Regions from separate parts of the Homo sapiens genome. Here regions 1 and 3 are each linked to region 2. Evidence: chromatin loops called from intact Hi-C (ENCODE). Cell type or tissue: mammary epithelial cell. All regions are shown on one strand. Links, peaks and the distances in the headings refer to the core of each region. The heading gives the core; the rest is flanking DNA.

Region 1 (5,000 bases), core at 1-5,000, 650 kb after region 2:
AATTAATTTAAAATTTCACAGTAGTATATTATCCTAAAAACTGAATTATTTCTAATTGTATTAGCAGTCCTACTGTATATGTGTGGCTTTGTCTATTACTAGCCTCCTAGAAATCTCCCCTACAAGGATGTACAAAAATAAAGGAATTCCTGGCCAGGCACAGTGGCTCATGTCTGTAATCCTAGCAACTTGGGAAGCTGAGGCAGGTGGATCACTTGAGGTCAGGAGTATAAGACCAGCCTGGCCGACACTGTGAACCCCGTCTGTACTAAAAATACAAAATAAATAAATAAATAAATTAGCTGGGCATGGTGGTGCACACCAGTAATCCCAGCTACTTGGGAGGCTGAGGCTGGAGAATCACTTGAATCCAGGAGGTGGAGGTTGCAGTGAGCTGAGATCATGCCAAAGGAAGTCTTAACATTTAAAAAGCTTCAGTATTGCTCTGTGCTTTCCTCTGAAATTCAAACCATTCTACTTCAGCAGATAGTGCTTATTAAAGAAAGCACAATGCAGAACACAGAGCCTGGGAGTAGATATAACATGAATAGCCACGAGTCAGGTGTCAGAAAGATGGAGGGCAACTTTTAAAGGAAGAGGGGCAGCCCATTTCATCAGTGGATAATGTTGATTATCAAACAAGGAAGCAAGCAAAGTTATTGGCATTAATGTTATTGTCAGGAAATTTTAACCAATTCTATTTGGAAAAAATTTGTTTTTGCTTTTTTTCTCTAAATTTAGATGCTAAATGTTGCTGGCTAAACTAGAAGTCACCTCACATTATTCATAAACCATAATTGTATAGTGGAGGAAAAATTACAGCCTTATTAATATTCCTTAAGGTCTTCCATATCTCTGTGGTTATACGCTGCTTCAGCCTGTTTTATGGCCTCATTGTGAAGCTTTATAGTTCCTATTTCTCATGTCTGTGTGCTCATTTGTATTTTGCTACCTTACATTTTTGTAAGGTATCATTATCAATACTATAAGTGGTATTTACCAACATTAACAGTAGCATCACCAAAATTGTCAAATAAATGTTATCATCCCAATTTGAAGTTGCTGGAACAGTCAGTTCTAGTTCTACCAGTTTATGTGCTACTGCTTGTGACAACTGAAATAAGAGTATTCAAAACAGTGAGAAGAATGATTTGTTAGGGGCTAGGTGACATCTGTTCTACAGTTATGCTTACAATATTTGTTGAGTTTCCATTCAGTTCCTAACTTTGGCTTTAATCAGCAGGATTTTCATAATTGAAAATGTGACCTATCGAACTTATGTAGGGAAAACTGGGTATTATCGTGTATTGTCATAATCTATACACTGGCACTTTGACTTATCAGAAATACATAAGAGCTCTTTCATGGAAATAAAAGCCTGTTTATACAATCTATTTTCTTTCTTTAGTTTAGGCATCCTTTGTAATTATATTGAATTATTATTGCACTATAATTCATGATCCTGTCAGACTTTCTATGCCTTTTTGTTCCATGACTTTTTGTTTATTTTAATAATAGATTGCAACTCCTTTTGGGAAACACAGCTGTGACTGTCAAGAAAAAAATTCATATTTGGGATCCACTAAAAATGCTTGATTCTAGTTCTTGGTAATTGCTCATCTTTGTTGTTTTAAAACAATTTTATTTTATATATTTTTATATTTAGATTTAAAATGCTTTCCTTAAAACTTGCCTCAGTTTACTATTTATATTTTGTTTTTGTTGTTAATTTTAAAGCATGTACTATAGAATAATAGAATTTACTGTAGAATAATATTAGACATATTTGTCCCATTTTTTATTTCACATATCTTAGTAGATTTTACATCTTAGATGTAAAATCATAAACATTAAACTGATTTCATATTTATTTTTCTCATGTTATTCATCTTCAGGGTTTGCACTCTGTTGTTGGCTGAATAATGGCCCCCTAAAGATGTTCATGTCATAATCACCAGTAATCACAATTCTTATATGAAATTTCTAATCTCACTAGAGGCTAAATTTTATATCCTTTTCAAACCTGTGGATATGCTGTTTTATATGTTAAAAAGGACATTTCAGATGTGATTAAATTAAATATTTGGAGATCGGGGGAGAGTATCCCAGTTTCTTCAAGTGAACCAGTGTAATTGATAGCGTTCTTGTAAGACAGAGACAGCAAGATCAGGGTCAGTGGTAGTAGCTGTGATGCAGGAAGCATGAAGCAGTTGTCATGCAAGGAAGGGACCATGACTTAAGGAATGCAGGTGACCTCTAGGAGCTGAAGAAGCCAAAGGAAAGAGGTTCATTCCTCAGAGGCTTCAAAGGAACCAGCCCCTCAGACAGAACAATTGACTTCAGCTCAGTGAACATGATTTTGGTCTTCTAAGCTACAGAACTGTAAGATACTAAATGTGTGGTGCTTGAAGCCACTATTTTTGGTAATTTTGTTACAGTGGCAATTGGAAACTAGTACATATGCTGATGAGCATTTGTTAGTAATTTTTTTCCTTCTGAATTCTGCTGGAGGTTTATCTGATTGCATATAACTTCCTCCCAAGTCCAGCTGAAGGATTATCTGATTATAACATAACTTTTTCCATATATGAAAATGCCAGACTAATCAGTTGTATTTTATTGAGTAATTACTTAAACCTCTCACTCATTAAGGTTAATTCTATTAAGGATGTAATTTTTAAATATCTATATATATGTTTTTAGTAGTTAAAATATACTTTATTCCTTTGTGTCAAAGTTACCTTTTTTTAGTGTACGTACATGAAACTCAACAATTTGTTATGGATACTTTCCTCATTACCTTTTTTCTTCAAGTTACATTATTTGGAAGCATTGGTGATTAAATTTCACAAGTAAGAGTACTGTATTAGGCATTGTGGAAGGATGAAAAATGTCCAAGTTTTGTTTTCTCTTTCTAGTAATTTGATTATTGTTATTAGTGGATATGAAAAAAATTAATGGTGTGAATAATACTACACAACTTCCTGAACTGAACTGTCAACATGATACAGAAGGCATTTCCTCATTCCTGTATTTAATAGAAGTGTATTGGATGCTTTTTATACTCAGCCTCAGCAGGTCTCTATTCTTTATGGGGTTTCCAGCCTAGTGTGGCACCATAGCACCACCTAGCAGGCTCTCCTAATAGAAATGGACTATGAACATAGATCTAGAAAAATTAATTATCCATAAGGTTTTATTGAAGAATCTTTAATTATAAACCTTGAAAAATGATATATTGAGAAAAATCACTACTATATAACCTAAGAGTTTTTACAGGCATTTGGGTAACTTGCAATTCTTATATGGAATTTTAACCTGACTTGAGGCTAAATTTTAAATCCTTTTCAAACCAGGCTTTTAATAGCCCTATTGACAGAACTTTAATTATAATGCTGCCAGATGCTATAAGAGCTGATCTCTTTTATTTATTTGAATGCTAATTTTTGCCATAATGCAAAGAAAACAAATGAATTAAAGATTATATATGTGAGCTATTCTAACAACATTACAAAATATAAACAGTTCTTAATATTAAAATATCATTTATGAAACTTAACCGATTATAGTGTCTTGTTGTGAAATGTTTTATTGCCTTGAAGAAATGGTTTAATTTGGGTGTTAATTGGTTCTAAAAGTTTTTGGAGACCATCCATTTTTTCAGATAATGATTAATAGTGTGTTATTTGGAATGAACAATGAATAGTATTTGTCACCAGTGCTTTAAAAGCAATTAAGTAATTTCCCACTCATAAAAGAGGTCTGTTTCTGATGGGAATTTGTTTCTTGCAAGATAAATGATAGAGCTATAATTACTGTGATTGAATAATTGAAAATGAAAATAAATAGGTTTCAAAGATGGTTATCTTAATATAAAGCATTTGAAATGCCAATAACTAGTAATTATTTGAAAATACTCATAAAACACTAACCAAAACATGTAACTAATGAGCTTTTATCTTTTCATGAATGTTCAACACAAACTATTAACTTAAATTGTAAAAATTTGAAATATTCTTAAAAGATACATAAGCTTGCTGGAACTTGCGTGGAATCATAGTATTATATGGCCTCATAACTAATAGAAAAGAATCTTTGAAGCACTTTCATAATGAAATAAGACATAATAATCAGGATGATACACTGAATGAACCAGTGAAGTAGGCAATTTCCAGTTTTGGTGATGCTCATTGGAATATGACTCTGATGGAATTCTATTTAAACAAAATAATTGGGGTAGAGACCCATTTGAGCTTTTTTTTTGTGGTGTATTGAGGTGACAATGGTGCAGCTTAAAGCAAGAAGAGTTTAGGAGATGCTAAAAAATGTGTGTTAGCACTGTGTTGAGATTTGAGATCTAGAGGTGAATGACTGTTCAAAATAATTGTAGGTAGATCATCTCAGTATAGAGAAACCCAAACATGTTACACTATATGCAGAATTTTTTGAAGCAAAAAAGCATATTAAGCACTCTACAAGCATTAAAAAGGAATAACAACAACATGAAGGATATTTCCTAATAAAATGAAAAAGTTTTTTAGCACCTAATATCTCCAGGTGCAGTTCATGTACTTTGCATATAACATCTCACTGAATTCTTCCTAAAACTCTATGTTGTGAGTGTATGATTATTATCCCTATCTTATATGGAAGGGAACTTTGTCTTCCATTCACTCCTTAATCCCCTGCAATTTTGTTTTTGATACACCACTGTATCGAAAATGTTTTTGCTGTAATCTTCAGTGGCTTCCTCATTTGCTGAAAGTAGTCAGTGTTTTTGTTTGTTTGTTTGTTTTTGTACTTGACCTTCTGTGGCACTTACTGCTGTTGACCATCACAAAGCTTTTGTTCTTTTGGTTTAGTGAAATCACATTCTTAGGATTTTTTTCTTTTTCAGTCTTCTAGCCAGCCCTTTAAGTGCTTACCCTCCCAGGTATTTTTGTGTTTCTTGTTTTTGTTTTTGTTCTGTATTCCTGCTCTAAGTAATAATTTTGAACAAA
Region 2 (8,326 bases), core at 2,041-7,040:
CTGGATCAGGGATCTCCAAAGGGCAGCAGCAGCCTGGGGTCATTCATAGCTCTGGGGTTAATCATCTTGTCTATGGCCAGCAGACAATGAGAGCAGTTTTGTGGGGTCCACAAAGCATTGGGCTCTAAATGGCTAAAATTCTATCTATCGGGCTACATTTAAAGCAACTGGATACATAAAAATTTGAATTTGGCACCCATGATGTTTTGAGCAAATGGGTTCCAGCTTGCTATGAAGAAGTAAACAATTTAGGGCAACATAAAAGGGGGGAATCCTTACTCCATTTATGTAACAAATATGTCACAAAGCCTACTTGCTTAACAATAGAGAACAGGAATAGGCATCTATTTAAGGAATTTGGCGTCTTAGGAAAATAATTATTTCTCGTGTGTGTGTGTGTGTGTGTGTGTGTGTGTGTGTGTGTTTTGTTTTTTGAGACGGGGTCTTACTCTGCTGCCCAGGATGGAGTGCAGTGATGAAATCACAGCTCACTGCAGCCTCAACTTCCCAGGCTCAAGCAATTCTCCCACCTCAGCCTCCCAAGTAGCTGAGACTACTGGCACACATGTCCCTACACCCAGCTAATTTTTTTTTTTTTTTTTTGTAGAGATGAGGACTCACTGTGTGCCCCCTAGGCTCTTCTTGAACTCCTAAGTTCAAGCATTCCTCCTGGCTCAACCTCCCAAAGTGCTGAGATTACAGGGGTGAGCCACCACACCAACCTCTCCCAAGTGTTTTTAAATGAAGCAATGTTATTTTCAAAGGAAGCAAATGTGTTATTTAGTTGTCTTTGGAAAACTCAAATATATTTTTTGTGACATAAAAAATGTTTCGTGCTTATGAAGATGTGTCTAGTTTATCTTCATGGTCTCTAAGTTTGTTTCATTTGCTTGATTGTACTGAAGTAAAATATTTCTTGTCATTTTGAGACTTTTGAAAAATGTTTAGAAGACAGATATGGAGACTGTGGAAATGGGTCAACTTACTATTAATTTTGAAAATTTGGTTTTAACTGGAAAAACTATTCTTCAATTACAACAGTCTTTAATGGTTCTTTAATAAGACTATTTGTAAATAAAATTACTTTGTCATGAAATCAAAACATTTCTAGTTTTTCATGTGTAATTTAATACATATGCAAATACATTCTTAAAGACCAACTCAATAAACTTTAAAATCTTTTTTTAATGTAATGGGATAATTTTCATTAAGTAATGTATAACATTTATCACTTATTTTATTTTTTCTGTTTTCTGAATGCAGCCCAAGTTGATTAATTTCAAACTATAAAAACGTATTTGTTTGTGAATACTTAAGACATTTATCATATGATGCCATTTAAGAACCATATTAAAATATCATAATGTCTTTTTAGTAATAATGATATCATAATATCTGGGCTATGCATCAGAATGCAGAGGAAGCCATTAGGTTATATCCTGTAACCAATAATATTATGGTTTCAAAAATACGGGAAAAGGAACCCTATTGCCTTTACATAAGCACAGACATAGATTGGAAACAAATAAGAGGAAGAATTTCAAGTTTAAATTTAAGAGAATCTCATATGTAGATAAACTAGACTGGATGATCCTATCTGATGATATTCCTTGGGTCCTTCTAGATTCATGTTTTGCACATCCTGTCATTTCTAATAAGTATTTAGAGCACTGAATCACAGAGACAGCTGAAATTAGAGAATGCTGAAACCTTAAGCAAAAGTGGTTAACCCCAATCAAGTCTCAGTAATTAATATCAGTAGTTGGCAGCTGAGCCTGGATGTCATCATATATTATAGATGATGAGGCTACCGTGAATTAAACCTTGTGGCTGATGAGAACACTTTCCCCTTGGTTAGAAAACATATTTCATACCTTATTTTACAACCAGGTGTGTAGTTTTCACCACTACAGCAATTGGGCCACAGTATAGATTCATAAAATAAGTGTAAATGTGGATTTGAGTAGTTGGCAATTTAAACTCTAGCCATTCCAAAGTGAAATTCCAGGCCTAATTGAGCTCCAGTGGTTGTCAGCAGCTTATATGATCAAGTTTTTACAAACTCTCTTCTGGCTAATTGTGCTATCTTTGGTCTGTCTCCTCACAGGGATTCTGTGTGTGCATACTCCCAGTCTCACAGCTCTGTTCATGTCTTGGCAGCCTTCAGCTTCAAACTGAAGACTGTGGGAGGTTATGTATTCTGATACTAGGCTTCTTATTTGGGAAACCTTTATAAATTAATTGTGAAACTACTTTGGATGTTACGTTATTGGTATGAACTTAAGCAACACTGAGGACCTTAAGGTACATATTGAAACCCTGAGTTCTGTGAATCACCGAATATGACTGATTTTCATAGTTTCAGTACGGACCACCTTACTACATTTTTTATTTCATTTTTGTAAACTAAGACAGGACAGCAAAATATGAGCACAAATTGGGTTAGCCACATAACTTACATTTCCTGTTATCTTCTTTGACTCTTTCTTTACAATGACTTTTTTGCTGTGTTGTTGGTAGTTTTATCATTTTTTCCAAAAGCTTTATCTGTACTCTGGACAAGGTATATCAGTTGTAAAAATTAAACATTTATTCAACTATGAAGCCAGTCAGTCTATGGACGCCCTTTAGGCAGGCACTTCGTTTGCATTTAAAGTGTAATTAGAGAGAAATATGTTGAATTTTAAAGCAAGTATATGAAAAGCTTTTCAAGGTTTTTCAAATCTGGATAATATAATCCAGGAATTGCATTTAAAATATTTGTTTTATAGGAGAAAGGATGAAATTCTAGCTTTGACTGCACAAGGAACTCAGGATAATTAGGGAGAGAGAGCTTGCTCACAGTTATCAGAGGCATACAACTCCCTCACTGGTCTGATCTCTGCTGCTCCCAGCTCAGACTCATATCCCTCCTTACCCTCCAAGCTACTCCAAATAAGTAGCAGATCAGGGACAGCAAAGCATAAGTTATATAGACATGCTTCTACAAGAGGCTGCTTCCCCCTGACCCAAACACTCAGGGCCCACAAGAAAATGTGGGGTTTTTAAGATCAAATTAGAAGGAAGCCATTATCCTCAGCAAACTAATGCAGGAACAGAAAAACAAGGACCTCATGTTCTCACTTATAAGTGGCAGCTGAACAATGAGAACACATGGAGACATGGTGGGGAACAACACACACTGGGGCCTGAGATGGGGAGGTAGAGGGAGGGAGAGCATCAGGGAGAAGAGCTAATGGATGTTGGGCTTAATACCTAGGTGATGGGTTGACCTGTGTAGCAAACCACCATGGCATCTGTTTACCTATGTAACAAACCTGCACATCCTGCACATGTACCTGGGAACTTAAAATAAAAATGGAAGAAAAATGAAAAATAATAAAGTAAAAGGAATGCAGTGATAGGAATATCATGAGGCATTAAATGCAGGGATAATAAAGAATGATTTTTTAAATAAGAAATTTTCTTCTTTCTAGTTTAATGTATTAAAATGTGTTTATATAATTGTATATTTTATTGTTATATTACTGTGTTTTTCTGCATCACGTTTATAACATGGCTAAACTACATTATATCCATTTGTAATAAAAAATCTTACTCTGCTTTGTTATAGTATTAACTTATAAGTATACATTCAAGCTATAAGTAAATTACTCAGAATCAAAAGCAATTTGAGCTGGGCGCGGTGGCTCACACCTATAATTCCAGTACTTTGGGAGGCTGAGGCAGGCGGATCATGAGGTCAGGAGATTGAGACCATCCTGGCTAACACGGTGAAACTCCGTCTGTACTAAAAATACAAAAAATTAGACAGGTGTGGTGACACGCGCCTGTAGTCCCAGCTACTCAGGAGGCTGAGGCAGGAGAATCCCTTGAACCCTGGAGGCAGAGGTTGCAGTGACCCGAGATTGCACCACTGCGCCCCAGCCTGGGCGACAGAGCGAGACTCTGTCTCAAAAAGAAAAAGAAAGAAAACGAAAATTCTTTTAACCCTCATTTACCTTGCATTTCTATAATTGTAAAACATAGAAATATTAACATAGCTATTAGAGATTATTCAGTGTTGCCTTGAGGCTCCAGTTAAAACAACAGAAATGAATACACTCCTCAAGTTTTAAACACAATGAAATGTTATGAACTATTTTTAAGAGAAAAATCCCTACCTACTTGTGTAACAAATTATTGCTATGTGTTAATGATATATGTTGACATAGCTCATATATAGCACATACATTGAGCAATAAATATTGAAATGTTTTCTTTATTCATGCTAGCCCTTTTCAATCCATTTTAAACATTTAAGGGGCTTTGTCATAAAATAATTTTTTATTAAAGTGAATTGTATATAAATCCCATTTTGCAATGACTATTTTTTTAAAAGACAAAGAAGAGAATGATAAATGAGCTTTCTGCTATTGATCTATTCAGCCACAGGGTGTCATTCTTGGAGTACAGATTAGCCTGTCTAGAAGCAATACTCTGGCAGCAGATACCAAACACCATATCATATTCAGTATGTTGAATACATAATGAAAGCTCCTGACTTTTAGCCTAATTTAATACTTCTTTATACTCAGCAAACTACATCATTAGACATTTTCCAGATCTGTTTTGTAATTTTTAAATTATCTTTAGAATAAAAGCATGAAGACAACAAACAAAATTTCTAGTGGACTCAACCTCAGTGAATTGAATTAGATTGCTAGTCTTGGGAAGATAGTGAGAGAAAATATACAATCGGTACTGCTCTCTTATATTCAGAGAGAGTTATAAGGAAAAACAACGAAGTTGACAGATAGCCATACTTATAAAAAGCATTTTCCCTTTAAAAGTTATTTCCATTTATTTCATCAAACTAATAGATTATATCGCACCAGTACATGGCTCAAGAAAACTCCAAACATGCTTGGTATAGCTATTTTATGCTGAATTTGCAAAGCGTTCTAGGCCGAAAGTTAACATAGACTATGGAACTATAGTCTCACCCAAATCAGTTTAAACTTGGCACCAAGTATCCCACTTTGTCTTCTCCCACATTGGGTACAACTCATCTGAAAAAGGGTAACTTTAACCATGGTGCATAAGTCATGAAAATGGCTTGGAAAGACCTCATTAAAATGGGGCCAGATAAAGGTTAAGAAAAAGGTGATATTAACCTGACACTTTGCTTCTCTCTTCTTTAATCACTGGTAATGTGGGGACACTTAAACCTCTATCATAAACTTAGATGGAAATTCCCTCATGCCTACTTACATTGCTCCCAGCCCATCATCATGTGTAGAAAACAGATCAATGTTTTACTCCTTCATTCAGAGAGCTTTTTTCAAATATGATCCCATAATAGAGAGAAAACCAGACATGATTCACGTACTCATGCAGCTTAGTCTCTAGTGAGTGAGAGAGACATGAATCAACCACGCAAGTAAGACATAACATTCCAATGTGGTTAGTGCTAAGAAAGAGAAACACACCACAGTGCTACAAATGCTTATTTAATTGGGAATTTTACCCATGACTAGAGAAGAATTTCCTGAGTTAGCCAGGGCAGAGCTAGGGTATGGTCAATGAGTAATACTAACCAATCAAATAGAGAACAGAGAGAGATCAAGTCTGGAGCCTGTCAGGAAGACAGTATCATGAGCTCCAGTAACTGAAGAGGTTCAGGTCTCATCAAACAGATGGTGAAGACAATGTGGTGGAAAAGGCTGAAATGGTAGTCAATAAGTCATGTCAAGGATTTCGGTCTTTGCTTTTTGGTCTTTATCCTAAGAGCAAGAGGAAGCCGATGAATGTTTCCAAGCAAGAGAAGGATGAGGGAGGGAAAAGTGTTGAATATTCTAAGGTGCAGATTTGCACTTTGAGAAAGATTATTCTGTTTAGGATGCAAAAGGAATTTTTAGTGGACAAAGGTGGTTCTTGGAAAACCAGTTACAAGCTAGAAGTTGGCGGCTTGTATTAAAGAAACAAAAGTTAAAAATCGAAATAAGATGGACTTGAGACATATAGAAAGGAATTCCTTACCTATCTAGGGATTCTGTGTGGGGATGAATCTTTGATTTCGTCTCATTAATGGCTGGTGAGACTCCATTGTACAAAAAAAAGTTGATTTAAGGGACTACACCTGACTGGGTGCAGTGGGTCACACCTGTAATCCCAACACTTTGAGAGGCCAAGGTGGGAAGATCGCTTGGGCCAGGAGTTCGAGACCAGCCGGGGCAACAAAATGAGAACTTGTCTCTTCCAGAAAATTTTAAAACTTTGTGAGGCATGATGGCTCACACCTGTAGTCCAAGCTGCTCTGGTGCCTAAGTCGTTCAACATCACCCCAAGAAAGGTAAAAGGAGGTTTCCTGACTTATGGTCACATATTTCAACTACTCATTCATATGTTTAGCTATATATCACCACATACTCCTCTAAAAATTATTATAACAATTTAGATTTTTACCAAAAAATGGAGACCCAATTGTCCCATGTTCTTGATACCTCTGAGCAATGTCAATCTTTTTTATCTTGACTTATAAAACTTGGTTTAAAAAAACTTACTCTCTTGTCATTTCCTCAATTAGGAAGCAGTTGAACACATTTTCACAAGTTTGTTAGCTATCTTTATATCTTTTACATGAATTGACTATTTTCATTTGCCCAATGCTAGCACAGTGTTTGACTTTTTCTGAAAGATTTATAAAAGCTATAGTTTTTATGTTTCGTTGCAAATTATCTTCCTGTTTGTTTAATAAAAGCAAGCTAAGGACCTCTGCTTACCCTCAAACTGTACTATCTGTCACAGCTTCTGCTTCCTCACGATTTTAAATTTCCTTATAACTTCAGCTGGTTCATGGCCACTTAGTCCTATTGTCATCTCTATAGGGTTTTTGTATTTAGAAGATAAAATTACAAGACAGCCAATTAAATTTGAACTTCAGATAAAACAACACATATTTTTAACTGTAAGTATGTCTCATGAAATATTTGGGACATAACTATGAACTTGCATGTTGTTTATTTAAAATTGAAATTTAATTAGCTGTTCTGAATTTTTGTGACAACCTTCTCTCTGTTTCAAGCTACCTAATTCACTCCATATTTGTCCACCCAAATTCCAACAAATAAGAATAATATTATTCTATTCTATCCCAATTTGGACAAATAATTTTTAAGTTAATTTATAAGCTGCAAGCCTTCTAATGGATTAATTGCCTTTAAGTGAGTTGCCCAGGATAACATTGAAACTAAGGGGGAGCTCCCATCAGCAGAATCAGGATTTTATCAGAGAAGAGTGGAAAAGTTATGGACCCCATGACTATTACGTAAAAAATATATCACTTTTCCACTTAGAGATTTTTTAAAATAAATATGCAATAATAGTTTTAAATTATAATCATATTTATTTTGTTTTTTTGAGTTTTAAAGTATAATATTATTTGATAAAGGCCCTACATCTTCATGTATCTAGATTTTTCAGGAAAATCAAGAATCGATGTGGTAAACTGAATAACAACCCATGAAAAATGTCTATCTCCTAATCCTGGAATCTGCAAGTGTGTTGCCTTATGTGTCAAAAGGTACTTTGCAAATGTGATCAAAGCATCTTGAAAGGGGGAGATCATTCTGAATAATAATTATCCTGGGCCCAGTGTATTCACAGGAGTACTTATGAGAGGGAGGCAGTATAGTTAGATAGTGGGATGATGGGTGCAGAGTTAGAGAGAGAGAAATTGGAAGATGCTACACTGCTGGCTTTGAAGATGGTGGATGGGGCCAGGAGCTAACGAATGAGGCGGCTTCCAGAAGCTGGAAAAGGAGAGAAAATGATTTTCCCCTAGATTCTCCAGAAAGAATGCAGCTCTGCCAACACCTGAACTTTAGCCCATGAGAGCCACTTTTTAGTTTCTGTCCTCCAGAACACTAAGATAATAAACAAATGTGTGTTGTTTTAAGTCACTAATCTGTAGTCATTTGTTGCAGCAGCAATAAGAGCCTAATACAAAGACAATACTCAGAATAGTTCCAGGTTTTCTTGAATAGCAATATATTTTATTCAATATAAACAAAAGCAGAATAGGAAAAAAATTTCATATTATTCATTTCATTGCTTATTTTAACTACTATATTTTGACCTATTTAAAAGAAATGAATATATCAAAATAAGACTTGCTACCAAAGAAGAAAGTGCTCTCCCATTATATATCAACTGAAATTAGCAAACCAATAAATTTTGTTTGAAGATGTGCTTTTTTCACCTTTGGCTTTCATTATTAAGTATTTTCCAAGAGTAAAGATTTTTGCTGTATAATTAAATTGGAATTATATTGCTAGAATATATT
Region 3 (5,000 bases), core at 1-5,000, 310 kb before region 2:
GCTCCATTTTCTTGAGATTTTTCTAGAGAAATAGGTAAGTTTTACATTGAGTCCTACTAAGAAATTATGATGCAGAGTCACCTTTTAGCTATCACTGCAGAGAAAAGTTATCATGATTCACCTTGTCTTGAGAAATTATCAGGTATGGGAAGTACTGAGACTGAATATTATTAGTACACAAGGTGGATTTGCAAAATTTCCACCATTGGAACTAGAAAATAGAGGATAAATACTACACTCCTATTTTATCTGAACTGATATGCATGAGTCAGTCAAAAATTAAATTCATTTCTAGAAAATGTTTTAGAATGTCTCATCATACAACAGCCACAAGATTCTCTTTAAATGTTGGCTTCAAAATGCAGATGAGAGATAATCATTTCAAACATACCTCTAGATCACTTGGTGATTTTCCATTTTCTTGTTCTACTTCTTCTCTAAGATGCCTGAAAAAGTTTGATTTTGGCTAGTTGTCTGTTTTCTCCATTTGTCCTACTGTTTGTCCTTCAGTATTTATTCTGCCTCTTAAGACTCTTGGTTTCCTGATTTCTGGTAGTGACCTGATCTTGTGTATATTTCAAACTTACAAGCACACATTCACAGGAGTTAGGACTCTGCGATCAATTGATATAATATTAATAGGATGCTTTTTACTGAGCCCCATGATTCTCTGTATCTATTACATTTTTCCAATAGATTTCGGAACCAGAAATAGCTTACAAGTTAACGAGAAGTCTTATAAACAAATCAATAATCACAATACATTCTAATAAATGTATGATACATGTTTGATCTAAGATTTTCATTTTGTATAGGTCGATTAAAAGTGACTGTTATAATATTTTGTGCATACTTATAAATGGGACTCTACATATATCTAAGCCTGTGCATCTCCTAAGGACCAAAGTATCATATGGAATTTCTTCCCAGATATCAGTAACAGAATATTAGGGGCAAAAGAAACTCAGTATTTGGATGGCTTCTTGAAACTACTCTCTCTGGTATTGTAATTGGTAGGGGTCAGATTTACTGAAAGTCAGAGAGTATCGATTGATAAGAGTACAAAAGAGTAACTAACTATGGGCATATTCATTAGTTAGAGCTTGGGAGTGGCTTTGCTGGGTTGTTCTGGTTCCAAATTTCTCGTGAGCTTGCAGATAAGATGGTGGCCCGCACTTCAATCATTTTGTGATTTAATTGAGAAACGATGGTCCACTTCTCAGATGGATAATTCACATAGCTGTTGGCAGGAGCCTCCATTTATGTTGGCTATTGGCAGGAGGCTTTAATTCCTCATTGTCTGTTGACAGGAGATCTTAATTCTTTGCTTCATGGGTTTCCCCATAGGGTTTCTTGAGTGTTCTCATAATATGGCAACTGGCTTCCTTCTGAGATAATGATCTGAGAGAAGGAGAACGAATAAAGGATGATGCCACAGAACACAGTCATTTTCACAATCTGCAATTATTTACACAACTTAGTCTGATTCAACCGCACAAGAACATGGAGTAGGGAAACTTTGAAGGCTATCTTGGAGGCTGGCCTACCTTAGTGGGGTTAGAATAATGGCAGGGTAGAAGAGGTATATGAGTGCAATATGCAAAAAGATAGGGATTTACATGAATAGATTTTTATGGTAGTAAAGAAAAACTGGAAAAAATACATAGAATTCAGATTGGAGGCTTGCCAGAAGAAAACTATAAAAGGGAAGCTTAACAAGTTAAGAGGTTACTGGAAATAATTGTCGTTGCTATTGGGAAAAACACCCAAATCTTTAATATTGTTTTCAAATCGTCACATGGTCCAAATATTAGCTTGCTGTTAAAGCCCCATCTCCTAGGATGCTTCGGTATTGCTGTCTCTCTATGCCAGACACATTGATTGGCCTCCTTGAAGATCATTAAATAAGTATGTTCCTGCCTTTAAACATGTGCCCTACATTTGGAATGCCCTTTCCCACCCCTTTACCTAATTATCCTCTATTCAGCCATCATACTAAGCTCAAGCACCAGCTCCTTCAGGCATAACCTTTGGTCTCAGGTTGTCTAGCTATTTTCTCGTGTATGACTATATCTATTACTGTCATCATCATCATCATCATCATCATCATCATCATCATCATTTCAGGGACATTTTTAATGTTTTTAATTATACAACTGTCAGTGTCCTTAATCTCTAAACTAAAGTTTAAGCTATATAAGAAAAAAGAATCACATCTGACTATTCCATGTGCCAAGCACAGTGTCTGGTAAATTAGAAGGACTTAGTCATTTTTCATTTAAAGAGGCAGTTAGTCATTTCTCACTTCAAGAATAAATACACTATTCCCTGAGATAGATGATAAGGATACGAATTAGCATGATGGTAAGAAGGTAGAAAGTAGATGGCACATTCAAAAAAGATGTTAAATCAAGGCCAAGGCATGAAGGAAACTGAGTCATCAAGAATAATGATAAATATCTGATATTTTAAAACTGAACAACAGCAAAAGATTATAGGACAAAATAACAATATAAAATGAAGGCGTTAACTTTGAGAATTTTATTAATCAGACCCCAACCAGGAACACAGAAAATACACTGTGTTAATTTCTATGTATTGCCCTTACCTCCAAATTGACCCCTCAGTGCCTGCTCTGAAGTAATGGACTGATTGCTTTAAACATTTCTCTTTAAGCACAGCACCATGTTAAGCTTTGTCAATAGAGGGCACTGGAGTCACATTACAGAAGGAAGGGGCTTCTCTTTCCAGTTTTGGCTGTTTTGCTTTGGATTTTCAGCCCTCTCTGGCTCCTGCTGCAGTCCTGCTGTGTGGGTGTGTAAGAACATTCAGTGATGCCTTGTCCAGCCACACACCCAGAAGGCAAAATCCGTCAGTGACCTCATAGGCCCTGCCTAAGCCCTATGACTACCTTCCCAAGGCTTCTTATCTCCACCCGAACATACTGACACTGCATGCTCCAAGCCCATAACACCCACAGAGTGTCCAGATTTCCTCTGTGTACTTGCCGACCAACCTGGCTTGCCAGCACCCTGGAGGTTTATCTCTTTCTTGTGTGATGAATGCAGACCAGCTTTGTCCCAGCCAACCTAACAAACTTCTCTGCTATTCCATGAGCTGCAAACATGCTTTCTCCAAGATGAGAACTCAGCCCTGAAGAGGGTCCCACCTTCTAAGTTTGTCCTTCCTTTGAAAGTCAGCTTCAGCATAGGGTTCCCTTTAGAATTGCTTCTGTATCTTTATAGTTGCTTTCCTATCATAGTTTAATAATTATTTCATATTAAATTCCTGTTAAATTTACGGCGTGGTTTATCTTTCCTAGCAAAATTAAAGAATATTACCAACTTACTATGAAAATAAAGAACATTTTATGCAGGGAACTGGTCATGCAACTCTGAAGAGCTGAGAAGCCAAATGTAGGCCTCGGAGGCAACTCATAAATTAGCATCTACAAGAAGTTGCTACCTTTTGAAGTCTGCAGGGACAAGAGAAGAGGCAGTGTTACAAGGGCCAAGATGACACATTGGAAGAAAACTATGTCCAACTCTCTGGCAAAATCTAGAGCTACAGAGGAGAAGCCATTGCTATCAGAGTCCCTGTCTGGCTTTTCCTTTTCTTCATCTGACAATTTCCTGTAGGTGGCTCCCATTGTTTGAAACCAGCTGGCAACCAGCTTACAAGGGAACCCAAGAATGCATCTCGGAGACGGCCATCTGCAGAACACTGCAGATTAGGAGGAAGCTGAAGAATGGATCCCAGAGCAAAAAGACCAAAGACTGGCAGAGATTTACTCAGGTTTATGCATTAACAACCAGCTTCCCAGGAGAGCAATGCCCTTTGTTGTAATGTTTTTCTGCATTTCTGATGTAACTATTCTTACTATGGGTGGTTTCAAGAAGCAAACATGAACATCACTGGACCCTAAGTCTGGAAGGAATGCACCTCAGCACACCATGTATAGTAGTTCCACTATATTCAATGAATTTTTTTAAGTATAGATATTGGCATCTTGAAGAAACTGCTTGTAATGATCAGCAATACCATTCATTTAATAACAAAATTTCTTTAAAACTTCAGAAGCTGATATCTAGATATTATAATGAAAGCTAAACAATTCAAAAGCAACAAGTTAATCCACAATTTTAAAGTATGCGTGGTTACAGAGGACATGCTCCTAGACACTGATAGTAACCAAAGAGAGGAGGGTAAAGGGGAACCTGCTTGTGGTTGTTTATAGTTTACCTGCTTCTTCTGAAATATTATTCTCAGCCCTCCATGCAGACATAATCTGGGCAAGAGATGAAAAACAAATATGGCAGGGGCTGCTAATTTCACTTTTGATTGATATAATCAGGAGGGGAAAGCTAGGCCGTTTATTTTTCTACCTTCTAACTGTTACTTTATTCCCTTACTCTGGAGATGGAGGCAAAGAGAACATCTTCTACTCCTAAGTGGCAGAAAATCTCTCAGAAGGTTATTTTGCATATGTATCAGAGTCACCATCAGAGCCCTTTCTAAAGGTGAACACCACAGGGTATGGTGGCTCAATCCTGTAATTCCAGCACTTTGGGAGGCCAAGGCAGGCGGATCATGAGGTCAGGAGATCGAGACCATCCTGGCTAAAATGGTGAAACCCCGTCTCTACTAAAAATACAAAAATTAGCCGGCCATGGTGGTGGGCGCCTGTAGTTCCAGCTACTCGGGAGGCTGAGGCAGAAGAATTGCTTGAACCCAGGAGGTGGAGGTTGCAGTGAGCCGGACATCAAGCCACTGCACTCCAGCCTGGGCGACAGAGCGAGACTCCATCTCCAAAAAAAAAATGGTGAACACTCATGAGGGAATGCAGTCAGACTTTGAAGGTTACCACATGCCACTTGCCATACAATTAACAAAGGGCTCTACATTGTTTTTGGCTTTATAATGTAAACATATTTTTATTAATAAGTTATATGATTCCTGCATTATTTCATAATTTGAGCTCATCAAGAAACTGTCTAACA

Evidence for each region. Peaks named below come from ENCODE experiments on the same cell type or tissue, not always from the same donor. Only the 100,000 strongest peaks of a DNase experiment are listed, where the experiment ranks them.
Region 1: it touches region 2 in a loop (18-fold over the local background); 18 of 110 quality-filtered maps call a loop at or near these places.
Region 3: a loop joins it to region 2, with 10 times the contacts of the local background. A loop is called at or near these places in 10 of 110 quality-filtered maps.

What each region holds. Positions count from the first base shown.
Region 1 is chr4:157,125,501-157,130,500 of GRCh38, forward strand. All of the region lies in intron 4 of GLRB (glycine receptor beta), which reads left to right. Among named protein-coding and RNA genes, the nearest start is that of GLRB, 52 kb to the left of the region's middle. In mammary epithelial cell, for the core only: a CTCF peak has its summit at 3,121; no DNase peak of the experiment used is centred there.
Region 2 is chr4:156,471,040-156,479,365 of GRCh38, forward strand. No RefSeq gene overlaps it. Among named protein-coding and RNA genes, the nearest start is that of LINC02272, 170 kb to the right of the region's middle. In mammary epithelial cell, for the core only: a CTCF peak has its summit at 4,430; DNase peaks (open chromatin) are centred at 4,472 and 5,462; H3K27ac peaks cover 2,016 bases.
Region 3 is chr4:156,166,395-156,171,394 of GRCh38, forward strand. No RefSeq gene overlaps it. Among named protein-coding and RNA genes, the nearest start is that of CTSO, 220 kb to the left of the region's middle. In mammary epithelial cell, for the core only: a CTCF peak has its summit at 2,705 (motif pointing right); a DNase peak (open chromatin) is centred at 2,857.